2 separate regions of the Mus musculus genome follow, and region 1 is linked to region 2. Evidence: chromatin loops called from intact Hi-C (ENCODE). Cell type or tissue: heart. All regions are shown on one strand. Each heading gives the region's core, and the rest is flanking DNA. Links, peaks and the distances in the headings are about the cores only. Region 1 overlaps Nol4l (nucleolar protein 4-like). Region 2 overlaps Ccm2l (cerebral cavernous malformation 2-like).

What was found. Peaks named below come from ENCODE experiments on the same cell type or tissue, not always from the same donor. Only the 100,000 strongest peaks of a DNase experiment are listed, where the experiment ranks them.
Region 1: a loop joins it to region 2, with 1.8 times the contacts of the local background. A loop is called at or near these places in 5 of 42 quality-filtered maps.

The regions. Positions count from the first base shown.
Region 1 is chr2:153,410,539-153,418,861 of GRCm38, reverse strand. It overlaps Nol4l (nucleolar protein 4-like), which reads left to right. Exons shown (of 11, transcript NM_001134300.2): 7 at 717-902; 8 at 983-1,174; 9 at 1,377-1,499; 10 at 2,017-2,218; 11 at 7,033-8,323. The coding sequence ends at 7,250. It also overlaps the pseudogene Gm14472. Among named protein-coding and RNA genes, the nearest start is that of Asxl1, 69 kb to the right of the region's middle. In heart, for the core only: a CTCF peak has its summit at 4,039 (motif pointing right); a DNase peak (open chromatin) is centred at 4,052.
Region 2 is chr2:153,067,413-153,075,739 of GRCm38, reverse strand. It overlaps Ccm2l (cerebral cavernous malformation 2-like), which reads right to left. Exons shown (of 10, transcript NM_001372363.1): 2 at 7,813-7,980; 3 at 5,016-5,099; 4 at 4,735-4,918; 5 at 3,528-3,982; 6 at 833-968. Among named protein-coding and RNA genes, the nearest start is that of Ccm2l, 5.6 kb to the right of the region's middle. In heart, for the core only: a CTCF peak has its summit at 4,428 (motif pointing left); no DNase peak of the experiment used is centred there; H3K4me3 peaks cover 1,376 bases; H3K27ac peaks cover 576 bases; H3K27me3 peaks cover 6,995 bases.

The sequences.
Region 1 (8,323 bases), core at 324-8,323, 340 kb before region 2:
TCAGCCCTAGAAAGGACACCACCACCAACCAAGGAAGTGATTGCCACCTTTGCCTGTGGTGTGACGGAGGGGAGGATCTGTGTGGGAGCAGAGTGCTTAAGTCCTTGCCCATTCACAGTTGGGCTGTAGCAGGCTGGCTGTCTCTGCTCTCCCCCTTCTTGAACACCTGTTTCCCCAGGCTTCAGAGCAATCTCTTGGGAGATAGGCAGAAACAGCCTGGCCTGGGAGCTGGGGACTGCACCCTGCTTTGTGGCCCTACTGCCTTGGCTGGCTCCCTTTCCCAGCCCATCTGCTCCTCCCCCCCCATAGACTGCACATTTGCTGCTCTGGTGACAGCTCACTTGTCAACTCAAGGCTGCAGTCCCCTGGGGATCCAGGAGGAACCCTGGAAGCCCAAACAGATCCTGGCACACAGGAGAGGCTGGCGGATTGTAATCTTTTCTGGTGTCCTTCTCTCAGCATGGCAGGTCTTGATGTGGGCACTGCCACCAAGAAAGTGGCTCCTACACTTTACCCCTTGCCTCTAAAAGGCAAGGCCCTCCTTGTGTGTTGCTTTAGTTGGGCCTCCAGACAGTAGCCCGGGGTCACTGAGGGCAGACCTGTTGCTCTCAGCTCACAGTGGGAAGTAGGGTTCACTTGCTGACCTGGCCCTCAAGCTTACCATGGGAGACCAAGTAGGCAGCCACCTGATTTGTCTCTGCTTTGCCTGGTTTCAGTCACCCCCATACAGCTCCGGGAGCTATGATTCCATCAAGACTGAAGTCAGTGGCTGTCCTGAGGACCTGACAGTGGGCCGGGCCCCTGCAGCAGATGACGATGACGATGACCATGATGACCATGAGGACAATGACAAGATGAATGACTCAGAGGGCATGGACCCCGAGCGGCTCAAGGCCTTCAACGTGAGCACCAGGCAGGGCTGGTGGGACACCGATGGGTCTAAGGCAGGGCCAGTCCTCTCCCATAGCCTGTGTCTCCCCAGATGTTCGTGCGGCTCTTCGTGGATGAGAACCTGGACCGCATGGTGCCCATTTCCAAGCAGCCCAAGGAGAAGATCCAGGCCATCATCGAGTCCTGCAGCCGGCAATTCCCTGAGTTCCAGGAGCGGGCCCGCAAGCGCATCCGCACATACCTCAAGTCCTGCCGCCGCATGAAGAAGAACGGCATGGAGATGGTGAGTACCCCCTCCTGGCCACCCTGGCTTGTGGCGCCATCACTGCCCTCCAGACCCCCTTACCCCAACTTCCCAGTAGGCCTGTTTCACAAATGAGGAAAACGGGCTGTTAGTCAGGTACTGGAGTCCAAACCCCTGCTTTGCCATCCCCTGACCAGGACCCTTCCAGCCCAAACACCAGCACTGTCTCTTGTGCCTGCAGACCAGACCTACTCCTCCGCATCTGACCTCAGCCATGGCAGAGAACATCCTAGCAGCTGCCTGTGAGAGTGAGACGAGAAAGGCAGCCAAGAGGATGCGCCTGGAGATCTACCAGTCCTCACAAGTATGCGCTCATGCTGGCTGTGTGCAAAGGGGTCTCACCCACTGTTCATCCCGTCTACACCTGCAGCGGGGGTGGACAGAGAGGTGGCAGGGCAGCCATCATGTAGCCTACGGTTATAGCACTGTGGTGGGCAGAGAGGATGGAGAGAGGAGGGTGCCAAGAGGTGGGTGAGGAGTGCTGGAGGACCTTGTTGCTAAGATTGCAGACCTGTTGGAAGGAAGGCTGACTGAGTATGGAAGTCCTCGCCTATAATCCCAGCACTAAAGAGATACAGGTTCTAGGTTCATACAGAGAGGATCTTTTACACTGCATAGAGTCAACCTAGTATGTTCATAGAGAGATGCAATCAGGGGCGATCCCTGAGGCAAAGTGCCCAGGGAGAGAGAAACAACAGGATACCCCAGCCCAGATCATATCAGTGGGTCCCAGGAAACAGCCTCTTCCTACCTCATGACAGGGACAGTGACCAGGCTTTCTGTCCCCTGGGTTCCCTAGCATTGTCATCCCTCCTTTGCAGGAAGAACCCATAGCCCTGGATAAGCAGCACTCTCGGGACTCTACAGCCATCACCCACTCCACCTACTCACTGCCAGCCTCTGCCTACTCCCAGGACCCCGTGTATGTCAACGGTGGCCTCAATTACAGCTACCGTGGCTATGGGTCCTTGAGCAGCAACTTGCAGCCCTCTGCTTCCCTCCAGACAGGAAATCACAGTAATGGTAAGTAGTGGTCAGGCCTGTTTTTTTTTTTTTTTTTTTGAGAGAGGGTTTCTCTGTGTAGCCCTGGCTGTCCTGGAACTCACTCTGTAGACCAGGCTGGCCTCGAACTCAGAAATCCACCTGCCTCTGCCTCCCAAGTGGCTGGGATTAAAGGTGTGTGCCACCATGCCTGGCCAGGCCTGGTTTTTACCAGAGCAGTGTCTAGCTTGTTCTACATAAAAGCCCTTGGGAAGAGCGGGACAATGGCTCAGCTCCCCCATTACCAGTCAGTCTTTAGATGAGGTCAGGAAAGCCTGGGCTCCCTTTTCCATCTCCAATGGTAATTGCTTCTGCCAGTCACTACAAATGCACCTCTCTGATTCCACTCCCTGAAAGTCCCCTGTGAGTTGGCAGCAGAGCCAGGATCTGGTCTAGCCTCAGCCCCTCTACCCATGGTGCCCCCATTTAAGTCGTCTGGGAGATGGTTAAACATTAGGTTGGTTCTTCTGCTCCATACCTAAACTGGGCAGCTTGACAAGTGCTTCCAGGAACCTCTGCAGGTGCCACTCCCCACCCCAAGGGAGGGAGGAAGAGGGGGAAGACAGATTCCTCCTACACCTCTGGTGGCATGAGGTATTCTGTCTTACATGGGGGCAGATCAGCCATCAAGACCTTCTCTAGCAGGGGCAACAGGGAGAGAAGGGTCAGGGGGCTACTAGGCATACAAGGGCTGTGACCTGTGTCTGGCCTCCATCATCCTGTTCTGTCCAACCCTGTGATGAAAATGTTTTCAGGGACAGGGCAGAGGCAGTGTGCCTCTGTGTTATTCAGGGGCCAAGGAGTGAAGGAAAGTGAAGACATCAAGCTGCTGTCTTAAGGGGGCAGGTAGAAGAAAAAGCACTTTCTGGCAGGCGAGCTCTGGGTTTAGGAGACCCCTTGACTGTTCCTGGGTAGCAAGGAAGAGGGCCGGTTCCTAGCCCTGGTAGAAAGGCCAGGCCATCTCCACCCACCCCTTGCTTCATCTTGCATGCTTACTGTGCCCCACAACTGGGAAGGAAGTGCTGGTGTCTGGAAGGTTCCTGCCTGGGCTTAGCCTCTCATCCCTTCTAATGCGTCTTAACCTAAAATAAGAGGCTGGCTGGCCTAATCCCTAGAGCCAGGCCAGCATGGTGCACACCAGGGGTAGAATGGCTGATCCAGAGCCACTCTCCTTCCAGTCCCTTTGCTAGAGTTAGAGTATCTGACGTGGGTTTCAGGATCAGGAAAGTTAGAATGCTCTGGAACACTAGTACTAAGTGGCTATGGAGGAAGGTATAACCTGGTGCCCAGTCATGCCCGGGCAGCACATGGTAAAACTTTACCTGGTACATGCAGCATGGCCTGTGTTAGGACCACAGTTGTGGTGGCTCCCTGGCCTCTCACAAGTGTATGAGTCCTGAAAGACACGACCAACAGCCAGAGCTGAGATCAGGAGGCAGCTATCTGCTCCATGAATCCCATCTCTGAACATTCTGCTTCCTTGAAGATGGGTAGGACTGAGATCTGGTCATTTTCCTCCTTGCTAGGAACAGCCTTTTCCCATGAGCACTAGTGCCTCCAGCAGCTGGGGAAAATAAGCAGTAGCTACTGGGTCACAGAGCCATCCCTCCTTCCCACTGTCCTGCCAGTCACAGCCTTTCAGGTGATTGTTTGCTTCTGCTTGGACCCTACCACAGCTCTGCTAATGGCTCATCCTCCTCACTTTGCTCATGTTGTCACTGGAGATAGAAATGAGCTCAGATAAAATCAGACCCCGTCCCTCTAACCCGGGGTACTAGGCAGCTTGTGCCCATACTAGCCCACTAGGGGCCACTAGCAACCTGAGAATCCAGCTGTAACTGGAGCCTGTACAGAAATGGCTCCAGATCAGATCAGGGACTGGAGGGCTGGGGAGCTCTCTAAGCAGCAGTGAACAGTGAGCTGAGATTTGGGGATAGAGGGGGGAAAAGAAACCTGGGGCCACCTCTGACAGTGGCAGGTGGCCTCTGCTACCCCCAGGCATTGCCTAGATCAAAAGCAACCAGAGAAAATCAAATCTATTTCATCCCCTCCAAGTCTTGCAATTGGGATATCTAGAAGCTGGCAGAAGCTGCCACCATGGAAGCCACTCGCCTGCTGGGCTCTGTTTTTGACATACACATCTCTTTTTCCTCCCATATTTGATTTTAACAGACTTCACTGTTCTATATCTTAATTCCAAGAGCATTGCTATTTATTTTATTTATTTACTTATTTTATTTCACTATTTAAATGTTTTATTTCATGTCGGCCGGGGCTCCGTCCCAGGCTGCTTCATAGGTTCTCAATGGGCTGGTAGGGCCTGTACGGGTACTTCTTCTTCTTGTCCAGCTTGGTTTCTGGGAAGATCTCATTTGAGTCATCACTGGTCATCTGGTCAAAGGGAATTATGTTCCTCGTTTTCTCCAGCTGCTTCTCACACTCCTGGGTCCTGAGCTGAGGTCCAGACACAAACTCAGCACAGCTCTTCACATCCCCCGTCTCCTCTTGTCCACCAGGGCTGTGTGTTTATCCTCAGGCACAGGGATCTTCAGGGCATTATACTGCTTTTCAAAGTCATCCACCAAGCCAGGCTTGGCCACATTGGCCCTGTAGTAAGCCCAGTCAATCGCAGGTGGTTTCTCAGACAAACTAGCCAACCTGGGGTGGAGGGTCTCATTCCAGGACTTCAGGGCATTTCCAACTGCCTTCTGGTTTTGGGGCATGAGCTACACAAAAGATACCTAATCAATGGTTTTTAGAGCAAGTTTATGCCCAGCCATCTTGGGATACTTCACCAACCCCCGGCGGAGTGCTCTCTCTCTCTAACCTGTTATTTATTTTTGTGGTAGGGAGGGTACTTTACCCACTGAACTACACCCCTATCCCCAAGGAAACTTTTTAGCAAACTATCTACATTCTCTGGTCAAATGGGGAAAAATAACTGTGTTTACGAACTGTCCAGTCAGGGGCTAGAGAGATGGCTCAGCAGTTTTAAGAGCACTGGATGCTCTTCCAGAATACCTGGGCTTAATTCCTAGCACGTACATGGCAGCTCACAACTGTCTGTAACTCCAGTTCCAGGAGATCTGCCGCCCTCACATAGGCACACATGCAGGCAAAACACCAATGCACATAAAAATTAAAATTAAAAAACAACAACAGTACAACCACAGAGGCCAACTTCTTTTCCCAATAAAGAGCTGTGCTGACTTCCTTTAGCAACAGTTGTTTCCACAATTTATCCTTAGATGTTACTTCTAGTGTAGATGTCTCCAAAGACAAGGTTTTGTCCATCTCTAATACAGCCATGTAAATGCAGCAATGAACAAGCCTGGTCATCAAAACCTACAGGGAAGTAGGCCCAGAACAACATATATTCCTGTAGATGGCCTCCAGGTTGAAGGATACAGGTAGGGGACTCAGGAAAAAGGGGCTACAGCCAGGAAAGTGAACTATCTGCTGTGGCAAGGGGTCACCAAGGCCTCTCATTCATTCCCCAGCTCTCTTCATTCCTCCCCCCCCGCCCCCCCCAGACAGGGTTTCTCTGTATAGCCCTGGCCTCGAACTCAGAAATTCGCCTGCCTCTGCCTCCCGAGTGCTGGGATTAATACTTACAAGGCCTTTCAAGCTCTGCCACTTCCATGTCTAGTGGGAGTTTACTTCCATGTCCAGTAGGCCAGCTGAGGTGCCTCTCCTGGTAGGCTCTGCAGCTAGTTCTCAAGAAGGCTGAAACGCCTGTCTGCTGGGCTATCTGGGCTTCCCCAAGCTTTATGGAAGCTCCTGTTCCCAAGAAGCGGCTCCCTGCTTTGTTTTGGAATCAGAAGCTCGCTCGAAGAAGTTCTGAAATTGCCCATGAGGTGGCAGAGAAGGACTCGAGCATACACCTGCTCAACTCGAGTGCTGGCAGCCTACTCCATGGAGCTTCTAATGGGGCAAAGAGGTGGCTGTAGTCCCCTTCTCCCCAGGGATCTTAAGAGCTTGGGTTTGGTTGTTTTGTGTGTGTGTTTGTTCTGCCACAGTCAGCCAGTGGAGGACAGACAGCAGACTATTCTGTCCTCTTCTGAGCCCTTCTGTCCCAGAAGCGTCAGCCTCCTCACTTGGGACAGTGAAACTCCTCAGAGGAAGAAGAGCTGAGGTGCTGAGGCAAAGCAAGCCTTGCCTCTCTTCCATCCACAAGCACCTGTAAACCCTCTAGGGGCAGGGTGTTCACTGCCTCTCCAGACCGGGATGGTAGCCTCCCCTCTCAACCTTCTGGGGAAAAGGCCCATCCATGCTACTGCCTCCAAAACATGCCAACAGCTCTTTCTCACAGTGCCTGGAGCACAGTTGCTTCCTGGGACTGTTAGTCCTGTTCCAACCATGACTACCCCTTGAAGAGCGGCAGGGCTCAGGAGTTAATAGGAGACATTTCTGTGGCTCAAGGTGCCTCTTCCTCAGCCGCAGCCAGAGCTGGGATGTATGTCTGATGGGCGGCATAGGTAGAGGCAGGAAGCTAGGTTGGAAGCCTACTGTGCTGTGCCTGATACCAAAGCCCTTGTTTTTGATGCATGCCTCCTTATTCCATTGTTCACTTGCCATGTGATTTTGGGTAGAATTCTCCACCTCTCTTTTGCCTGTCATATGGTTAACAATAAAGCTTAGCCTAGAACCCTTGCCATGTCAAAGCCCCATTCTAAATACTGGGAATATAGCCATTGGGGATATAGACCAGGGCTTCCAAATCTATGCCCAGATGCAGGCAGGGGCTTCAGCTTCCTCTAAACTTTAGACTCTAAATCATCTTTCCCTCTCTACAGGGCCCACAGACCTCAGCATGAAAGGCGGGGCCTCTACCCCAACTCCTCCCACGCCTACCCCTTCCAGCAACAGCACCAGCAGGACCATGCCCACAGCCCAGCTTAGCCCCACGGAGATCAGTGCTGTGCGGCAGCTCATCGCAGGCTATCGAGAGTCTGCAGCCTTCCTGCTGCGTTCTGCAGATGAACTGGAAAACCTCATTTTACAGCAGAACTGACCCTGCTGGCCCCCAGAGTGCACGACGCCAGGAGGCTGTCCCAGCCTGGACCCAGCTTCCTGCCTCACCAGTTGGTACACTGTTTTCTGAAAGAGGTGGGATCCAAAAGAGCTGTTTCTAGCTGCACTCCAAGCATCTGAGACTTTGGGCACAAGGACACTTTTCTTTTCTTTTTTTTTTTTTAATTTCACCACATGGGTGCTCTGACCTGCTTGGAAAGAGGCCAGTGGGGCAGCTCTAAAAGGGTTGAGGTTCCCCTGAAAAGGCACAGGGGCTACAGCTCTATTTAGAATCACCTTTGTGGACCACGATGTTAGAACTCCCCCCCCCCATAATTACCTTTCAAGTCTTAGGTGAGCAGAATTGCATATTTATTGAGAAGAGCAAAAGTGGACCCTTTCTCTCCCCTTAGTAATTTATTTTTCTGAAATGGATTCTTTTGTGTTTGTACAGATTGCCAGTCTGTGTCTGTCTAATCAGAAGGATGGATCCCTGTACCTAACATTCCATATCACTACACTGATGTGAGCTGGGGGCCAGCAGAGTTGGGGGCCAGCTCACTGTCCCGAGTGCCCAGCATACCCTTGGGAAGGCCACCACACTCCACCACTAGGCTGTCTTGTTGCAGATCCCAGTGCTGCCACAGGGACACTGCCAAACAGAGGGACCTCACCAACACTCACTACAAACAAAAGCAGCCACCCATCCCATCCGACAGAGTCCCAGTCACACGGTCACCTGTACTCTACCTCACACTCCAGCGTGGGCTTTTCCAGGACGTGCTCCAAGTGTGTTCTGAACGGCTGTCTCCCCCAACTCCCACACAATGTAGCTATCTTCTGGGAGGTAAATGAGACCCAGTGTCCAGGAGCCAGAGCCCAGAGGGGCTTGGCCCTTAAAACCAGCAGCTTGCCATAGCCTGGGCTCTTGGAGATGCTTGACAGGATAGTGTGTCTGGAGCTGGTCCAGGTCCCACACAGCCCCCAGGTAACCTGCTGAGGGGCCACTTCTCTTGGCCAGGCATCTGTGTGCCCAAGGGTGAATTATGGTTTCCACTCCTCACCTCACGATGG
Region 2 (8,327 bases), core at 208-8,207:
GTGTTGACCTCAGAGATCTTTTTGCCTCTGCTTCCCAAGTGCTGAGATGAAAGATGTATATCACCACCATGCACAGATCTTTTTTCTTCTTTTTAAAGATAAAGTTTCTCCACTGCAGCTCAGGCTGACCTGAAACTCGGATCCTTCTGCCTCATCGTCCCAAAAGCTTGGGACTATTAACTAATGTGCTTAGGTCTGAGTTTGCACGTGCCATGGTGCCCATGTGGAGGTCGTGGGGGAAACTTTTGAAACTCAGTTGTCAAGGTTGGCAGCAAGCCCCTTTCCCCACTGAGCCAGCTCACCTGCCTGGGGACTGAGCAGTTTTCATTTCTCTGAAGACTACTTCTCTAGCATCTGTGAGGTGTCCACGTCTGTGCTAAGTGAATGTGAAAGGTAAGATGCCATAAAGACTCAAGAAGACTTGGCATCTGGCTATTGTGCTTGGCATATAACTGGCACTCAACAAATGTCCCTGTTAGTCTCACTTTAATTCCAACCCTTGATTGCATACATGGACTAATCTGGAAATGTCAGCCCTAGGAATCTCATGGGGTGAGATGGCTCAGCTAGCCGACAGTACACATGCTGAACTTTCTGCAAAGCAGGGACACCCAAAACAAGAGAGACGTTCAAGTGCCTAAGTTCAAACTCATCCCAAACTTGACAACCTGAGCATCAGGTCATCGCTAAAGAGGTCATCAAGAAGAATGACATTCTATCAAGTGGACCCCTAGACCCGGGGTCCAGCTCAGAACTCCCAAAGGCCTTCATCAGCTCTGACTATCAGGACATGCAGCCTCTCCCAGTGCTTTGTGGGAGTTTAGATACGCACTGCAGCTGGAGAGCCATGGCCGCTTTGGTGTGGATCTGTAGTGGTAGCCGGCCCGGTCTACACACTCGATGCTCTGGTCCCCGTAGATGATCTGGAAGACTTGACAGATGAGCGCACAGGATTCCTCAGCGGCATCCTGGTCCAGGGGCAGGAGGAGAGCTCAGGCTCTTACTTGCCCCTCCCCCCCAGGACATGCCTATGTCCTCAGATGCAGCGTGAGCCAGTGCTAACAACCACACCATAAGCCAACTTCAAACACATTTCCCCTCAAAATTATACGGCTCCTCTCTTGTTCCTATGGCCTTTTTATAGAATCTAGAGGCAACTCGAACTTCTCTGCCATGAAAGCAAATTTCAGATTTCCAGGGGAGTCATGGCCTATCATGAAATTTATCTAACATAAGGGTTCGTTTAACTAAATGTACAGGCACAGAAGCTGAAGTGCCTGTCTGGAGATGGGAGCAGGAGGAGGAGGGACACTTCAAAGAATCAAAATTGTAGGCTCAGTGCCGTTACTATTACTGGACGCAGGATATGGCTATGGGCTGCTCTGTGCCCAATGCCATTGTGGAAGCGAAACAATAATAGTGTCCCTGGTAGAATCAAGAGGGGCTTGAGCAAAGCTTTGGAGAGTGCACGTTTGAGGAGGAGGGATCCGCCTCTTCAAGTGAGAGACACAGAAAGCAGTAACTGATAGACAAAGACCATGCTTACGAAAATCTGGCTCTAAAAATCCTAAGGTAAATGTTCAACTGTAACTCAGGATGGGTATCTGTGGTCATTGCAGGTACTGCTGTTTAAACCAGGATTGAACCTTACCATAGACAGGACAGGTCAGGGAGGATGCTCGTTTTATAGTTGAATGCTCAGAGGCTTTATGGACTTGTGTGATTTGTTTGGCTTCACCACAGGCCCAAGGCGTCAGCTAATGCTGGCATTGGGAATTTTAACTCTGACCATTGTGTGTGAGATCACTGAGCATCAGACAGGAGGCCAGAGGCTCAGACACTTGGAGAGCAACTCACTTACTTATTCATTCTACCACCAGGCCAGGACCCCATGGCTGAGTGGAACAGCCAAGGCACAGTGTTGCCTCTGTCTGGTTTTCAGGCCCGTGGATCTACAGGCTGTTTCTTCTCCTTGCTTTGGTTTAAACAGTACAAACTAACCTTTCCTGTTGTAACAGGGTCTCTTCCTCCATCCCCTGTCACACAGAACACTCACTTCTACTAGAGCCAGCATGACCCATGTGATCCTAGCTTTTCTGCACATCTGTACGCCCCGCCCCCTTTTCATGACCTCATCGCCCTCCCTAGTCAAGGTTCCAGGATGAGGCTGTGTTGGATGAGACAGTGGAGTACAGAATGTGAGGAAGGACTGAGTCAATGGGGTGGGGGCACAGCGATGTTATCCAAGAGAGACGATGGAGCTGGGTATGGACAGTGAATGGTGTGGGCATAGGGTTTGGATATATTTAAAAATAAGACCAATGAATTTATTGACAGAGTAGACTGAGAGAGAGAGAGAGAGAGAGAGAGAGAGAGAGAGAGACAGAAAGAGAGAGACACAGAGAGAAGAGAGACAGACCAAGGACCACTGCAAGGTTTCAGCCTGAGCCACCAAGGATGGAAACCATTCAATGAAATGTGCACGTGAAGACACTTCAGGTTTGAGAGGAGATTGGGGGCTCAGCTTGAAACAAATTCATTCATAATGAGAAGGAGACCCTGGAAAAGACAAGAGGAGCAGAGATTTGGTTAGAGGTGAAATTCAGAGTGTACTCTGGGTTTTAGAAGGCAGCAGAGTAGAAGTCACCTAGAAACAAGTGTGGATAAAGGAGAAAAGATTGAGGTTAACTCCTGGACCACCCCGACTTTAAGAGGCTGGAAAGAAAGGAGCACAGGGTGAGAGTGGGGGAGCAGGGAAGGAGGGCTGGATGGTATCTATCTCAGGTGGGGGTGGGGCCCACTGAGCTGCATCCCTGGGATTGACCTCCTCTCCCTGTAGACAGGCACACTCATTACTCAGATCCCTGGAACCTGGCGCAGAGGAAATGCTGAAAGTACCGGCTAGACTGGGTACTCCTTAAGGGAGGACACCAAACGGCTCACTCACCTCACCCACAGCATCTGGCCCAATGCGGAGCACACAGCTGGCACTCAACAAATACCATCAAGCCAGGCATGGCGGTGTGGACCTTTAAACTCAGTATTCAGGAGGCTGAGGAAGATGGATCTCTAAGTTGGAAGTCAGCCTGGTCTACAGAGTGAGTTCCAGGACAGCCAGGGCTACACAGAGGAATCCTATCTCGAAAGACTACAACAAAAACAACTAAATTATCATCATCACGTTAGTGAGAGCAAGGGTGAATGAGTACAGGAAGGCGACAGACAGGTAGGACAGGCACGAATGACGGCAAAGCGTCTGCCTTGGGTGGTTACCAAGAGAAAGGCTTTGCACTTCCTGGGTTCGAATCTTGAACTCACCTGCTTTCCGCAGGACTTCTAGTTACCTAAACTTTGAGCCAGCTTCCTTTTCTTAGGAATGGGAATAGATGTCATATTTGCCCTAGGGGCTGCTGTGGGGATTAAGTGTTAATGTTGTGCCCTATCTGTCTAGGGTCGGCGCTTCACATGTGCTGTGATTAGTATGATAGTGACTGTCAGCAGTGGTGCCAACACCGCCAGGTGCTCACCCTGTTTGCCACAGCCAGAATGACCAGGTTGCAGTAGGCGTCGGGGCTGTGGTTCTGGGGATCCAGCGGGTTGGGGCCCGGGTGGCGTCGCTCCCAGCTGCCGCCGACGCCGCCACTCGCCTGCCGCCGCTCCCAGCTGCCACCCGGCTTGCCCGCACCTCCGCCCGCGTGCCGTCGCTCCCAGCTGCCACTGAACGTCTGTCGCCGCTCCCAGCTGCCCGACGCCCTCGCTCCCGCGCGCTGCCGCTCCAGGCTGCCGCCGCCTCCCGCCGCCCGGGCCTCGGCGCCCGCGCCCCCGCCCCACGCCACGCGCCAGTCCAGGCTGCAGATGGTGTGGCGTCGCTCGGCTGTGCCTACCCGTCGTTTCTCGGGCGCGGCGCCCGGAGGGCCGGGATCGCGACCCGAACCTCCCGGGCTGCCATCCATGCCCGCGGGCACAGGGTCCACCCCCAGACCTGGGGAAGGAAGGGGTTTGGGGGCTCAGTAGCAGGATATCGCTTTCTGGGGCCACCCGGAGGGCCACCTCGCAGTTCTGAGGTTCCCTGAGCTAAGGCCCTGCCCAGCACTAAGCTTCCAGGCGGTTCTGCTGGCTCCGGGGCATTCGGTCCCCACCCCAGGCCTATGACTCTGCCTCCGGCCTTGGCTCTGTCCTAGACCTCCAGGTGGCAGCCACAAAGTTTCCACCCTCCCCAACACACCCTAATGCCCTCCTCAGACTTGCTTTCTGAGTTGAGAGAGGTAGTCAACTTGTCCTCTTTATCCATACCCTTCATTTGAACGGAGACCTTGGTCTAAGCATCCCACCTTCCAGTACGACTTTCCTTGCTATCTTCAGTCCCATCTCCAAGTTGCTGACCTGAAACCTCCAAGACCTGACTGGTCCCCTAGCCAGGGCGCCCCCTACTGTCAGATCAGAGTCAAGCAATTATGTCTTGTAACCACCTCTCACCCCCTTTAACGTTGAACTGGGGTTGAATTCTTGACTCCAACATCTCTGCCCTACCCAACCTTCTCTATCTGGTCATCTTAAATCCCCAGCTCTTTGGTCTTACCTGTGGTTTCTTCTGCCTGCCCTTGGTCTCAGAATAGTGTGCTCAGGTTTTCTGCCATCCCTTTCCCAGCCTCGGGTCCCTCCCCTGATGCCCAACACTGGGAAATGTCCCAGCACTGCAGGTTGGCTTCCCACCCCGTCCTACCCGCGCCGCACCAGTCTTAAGCACTAGCAGATGCAGAGCGTCGTCCTGCAGGTAGGAGGCAGCAGCAATCTCGTGCGTCGGGATGCGCAGGATGAGCTCCTCATTGTCGCGCCAGGTGAGCAGCAGGCAGCGTGCGGACAGGCTCAGGATGCTGTCCTGCTCTGGCGTGGTCTTCAGAGGCAACTCCTTCAGCTGCTGCGGGATGGGTCGGATCACCTGAGTCCCCAGGAATTCGGAGTAGGAGAGGGGAAAGGGAAAGAGACCCCGCCCTCTTCCCTTCCCAGGACCTCACCCTGGCAGTGTCCAGAAGCTGCAGGAGCTCGTCTCGGCTGGAGGGGTTCAGTGAGGAAGTCACCCAGGTGAGGTGACCCAGGAACTGGATGAGAAATGGGAGATTCTAGCCTCTGAGTTAATGCAGGACAGGCTGAAATACTCAAATTAATAATAACCTGTATGATGGTTAATTTTGGTTGTCAACTTGTCAGACCCAAGCACCTGGCACACCGATGAGGGATTCTCTTGATTGGATGGTCATATGAAGTGAGAGACACATCTTAAATCTGAGCCACACCTTCTGGTGGCAGCCCTTGGAGGGGCATGGAAGAAGGACACTTTCACGTTCGCCTGCTTTCCCTCGGTCTTGATGGCAAACTCATCTGTTCTGCTGCCCAGGCTTTCGTTCAATATTAGATCCACAAAGACTGTGGAGCAGCTGAGACATTTAGTCTCATAGACTGAACAACTACCAGACGCTTTCCTGTTAGAAGACAGCCTGTGTCGGAATGGCTGGACCACACCCTGTAAGCCTCCCTGCCCCTTCCATCGGTTCTGTTGCCCTAAAGAACCCTGGCTAATACAACCTGGTAACAAATTTGTTGATCTGGTGACCAATTTATATATATATTTTCCCATCCACTCACTTTTACTTTAAGGCTTAAAAGGTTCAGCATGGTACAGTTAACTAAAAGCCTGGCCCAGGATTATAGCTAGAAAGGGTAAGACTGGGCAAGTCATAGTGGATCATGCTTGTAACCCAGCACTTGGGAGGTGGAAGCAGGAAGTTTAGAGTCCAGGGTCAGCCATGGGAGTGTGGGCATGTCGAACTCCTTGAATCCCAGCACTTGGGAGGCAGAGGCAGATAAATCTGCGTTTGAAGTCAGCTTGATCTACAGAGTGAGTTCCAGGACAGCCAGGGCTACACAGAGAAACTCTGACTTGACAAACAAGCAAACAAAGAGTCCAAGGCTACTTAGCAAATTCAAGACCTCCCTGGGCTATGTTAGACTCTTGTGAGGTAGTGAGAAAGCTTGAATGCATGTGTCAGAGTTCACATTTCCAACAGTTAGCTGATACACACTAACACATGGTCATCTCACTCTATAAGGCCCTTCAGGAAAGTAAAAGTCACTAATATATAGTGCTTCTCCCCCCCCCCAACCCCACTGCCACGTTGAAGATGAGATTTAGAGCCTCTTTGAATGATAGACCAGAGTCTATCATTGTGTATGCGTGTGTGTGTGTGTGTGTGTGCGTGTGTGTGTATGCGTGTGTGTATGTGTGTGTGTATGTGTGTGTGTGTATGCGTGTGTGTGCGTATGTGTGTGTATGCGTGTGTGTATGTGTGTATGCGTGTGTGTGTGTGTGTATGTGTGTGAGTGTATGTGTGTGTATGCGTGTGTGTGTATGTGTGTGTGTATGTGTGTGTGTGTGCTCGTGTGCGTGTGTGTGTGTGTATGTGTGTATGCGTGTACGTGTGTGTGTGTTCCTGTGAGTGACTGCAGGCATATGCTGCTGCAGCCCCTGTGCGGCAGTCAGGGAATGAGCTCCTGCCCTTCCACATCGTCTGAGCCAGAGCCTCTTCTCTGTACATGACATGCCAGACTCAGGCTCCTGAGCTTCCAGAGGTCCTCCCATCTCCACCTCCCACCTCCACACAGTGGGATTTTCAGGACTATGGATGCATGCTTTGCATGTGCCTGTCTTTACAAGGGTTTGGGGGATAGGAACTCTGGTCCCCAAATTTGCCAGCAAGCACTTTATCCATCGAACCATTCCCTCTCCACACCTGGCCCAGGCCGGGATCTACTATTAAAGCTCAAAGGAACCCTGGGAATTTCCTTGCCCAGTGACTCTCCCCACCTCACGCATTATTAATCCTTTTAACAACCTCATTGCAGATTAAATGGAAGGAAGCACTGAATTAATACATCATTTTTTCAAAAAAAAAAAAAAGACATTCCCAGTCAATATACAGACTCCTATGTGTTCCAAGTTATAGCAACATTATCATTTAAATGTTATTCCGTATGAGAATTAACTTTTTATTACTTTAATTGCAGGAATCTGGGTGAATTTCACCACTCACATCTTTTTATTCTGTAAACTTTCAGCCCTTGGTTTTAAAACAATTCTTTTTCTAGCTTTTCTTTATTTATAGAGTTGCCAGATAAAATACAAGATGTCAGCTCAACAACAATTTTGTTTTTAGGATTTTTTTTGTACCTATTTAGTTCTATTTAACATTTGGAGCATATTTATGCTGAGGAAATAATCACTGCTCATCTGCAATTCAAATTTGACCAAGCAGCCTGTTTGTTCAGTGCCTCAATCTTACTTCACACCAATCTTTGGCTGATGGAGACCTGTTAACCTACCCAATGCTCCTTCACGGTGGTTTTAAAATGGAAGAAAAGCTCTTGCCTGGCAAGAGGGTCCATTATGGTATCCACCTATCTCCGCCCTTCACGCCCCCAGACCTGTGCTGGCTGTGTAGCCTGGGGTCTTCAGAATGCCAGGTGAGTGCTCGAGCACCAAGCCGCACTCCCAGCCTCTCGCTTGCTCCTAACTTGGACACTGAATAATCAGGGAGCCTGCAGACATCAGTCTCATGAGTAGGTTGAGCTTTTGGGAACACAGCACAGTTTCCCAGAACTCAGTCTCCTATGGTAGCTCATTGGGTGGATGTCACCTGCTGAGGGTGCAGCCCATGACAGTAAGGCAGGAGGCTTCCGTCATGTGACACAGAGTGTGGCTTGGTGTGCCTCCAGGCTCCCCCTACCCCTGCCCTACCATCTTTGTCCCATGCTCACCTTGACCTCTTTCTCCAGGTAGTCACACAGCAGGATGTGGGGGTCGATGAGGTAGTCAGGGGGATAAAGAGGCATAGAGTGCAGGGGCCTGCGACTGACACTGCTTCTGAAGGCAGCCTGGCGTGCAGCCTTCGGGAACACCAGTCTTCGGATGGGGGACACAAAGCCCTGGTAGAGACAGGAAAGTCCCAGTAACTATAGCACTGGCTTTATGAGCTCTGGTTTGCTTCCACAACCTCAGTTAATCCTCCTAAAAACTGCGGGAGGTGCAGCCCTGCAGGTCCGCCCTCCCCCCCTCAGGTGGAGAAGCAAAGAGACTCCAGGCTGAGAGCTAGAAAGAACACCAGCAGGTAGGACATCGTAAAGCTGCATTTTAAGTACCCAGGGAGGGTGAAGCTCCTGCCAGCCAGATTCAAAGAACGGCCAAGGCCCCAGGGCTAAGTGGAGGATAGCTAGGCATTTATTAGGCTATTGCTTGTTTGTGAGTTAGAATTATGCAATAAATAAATGTAAGT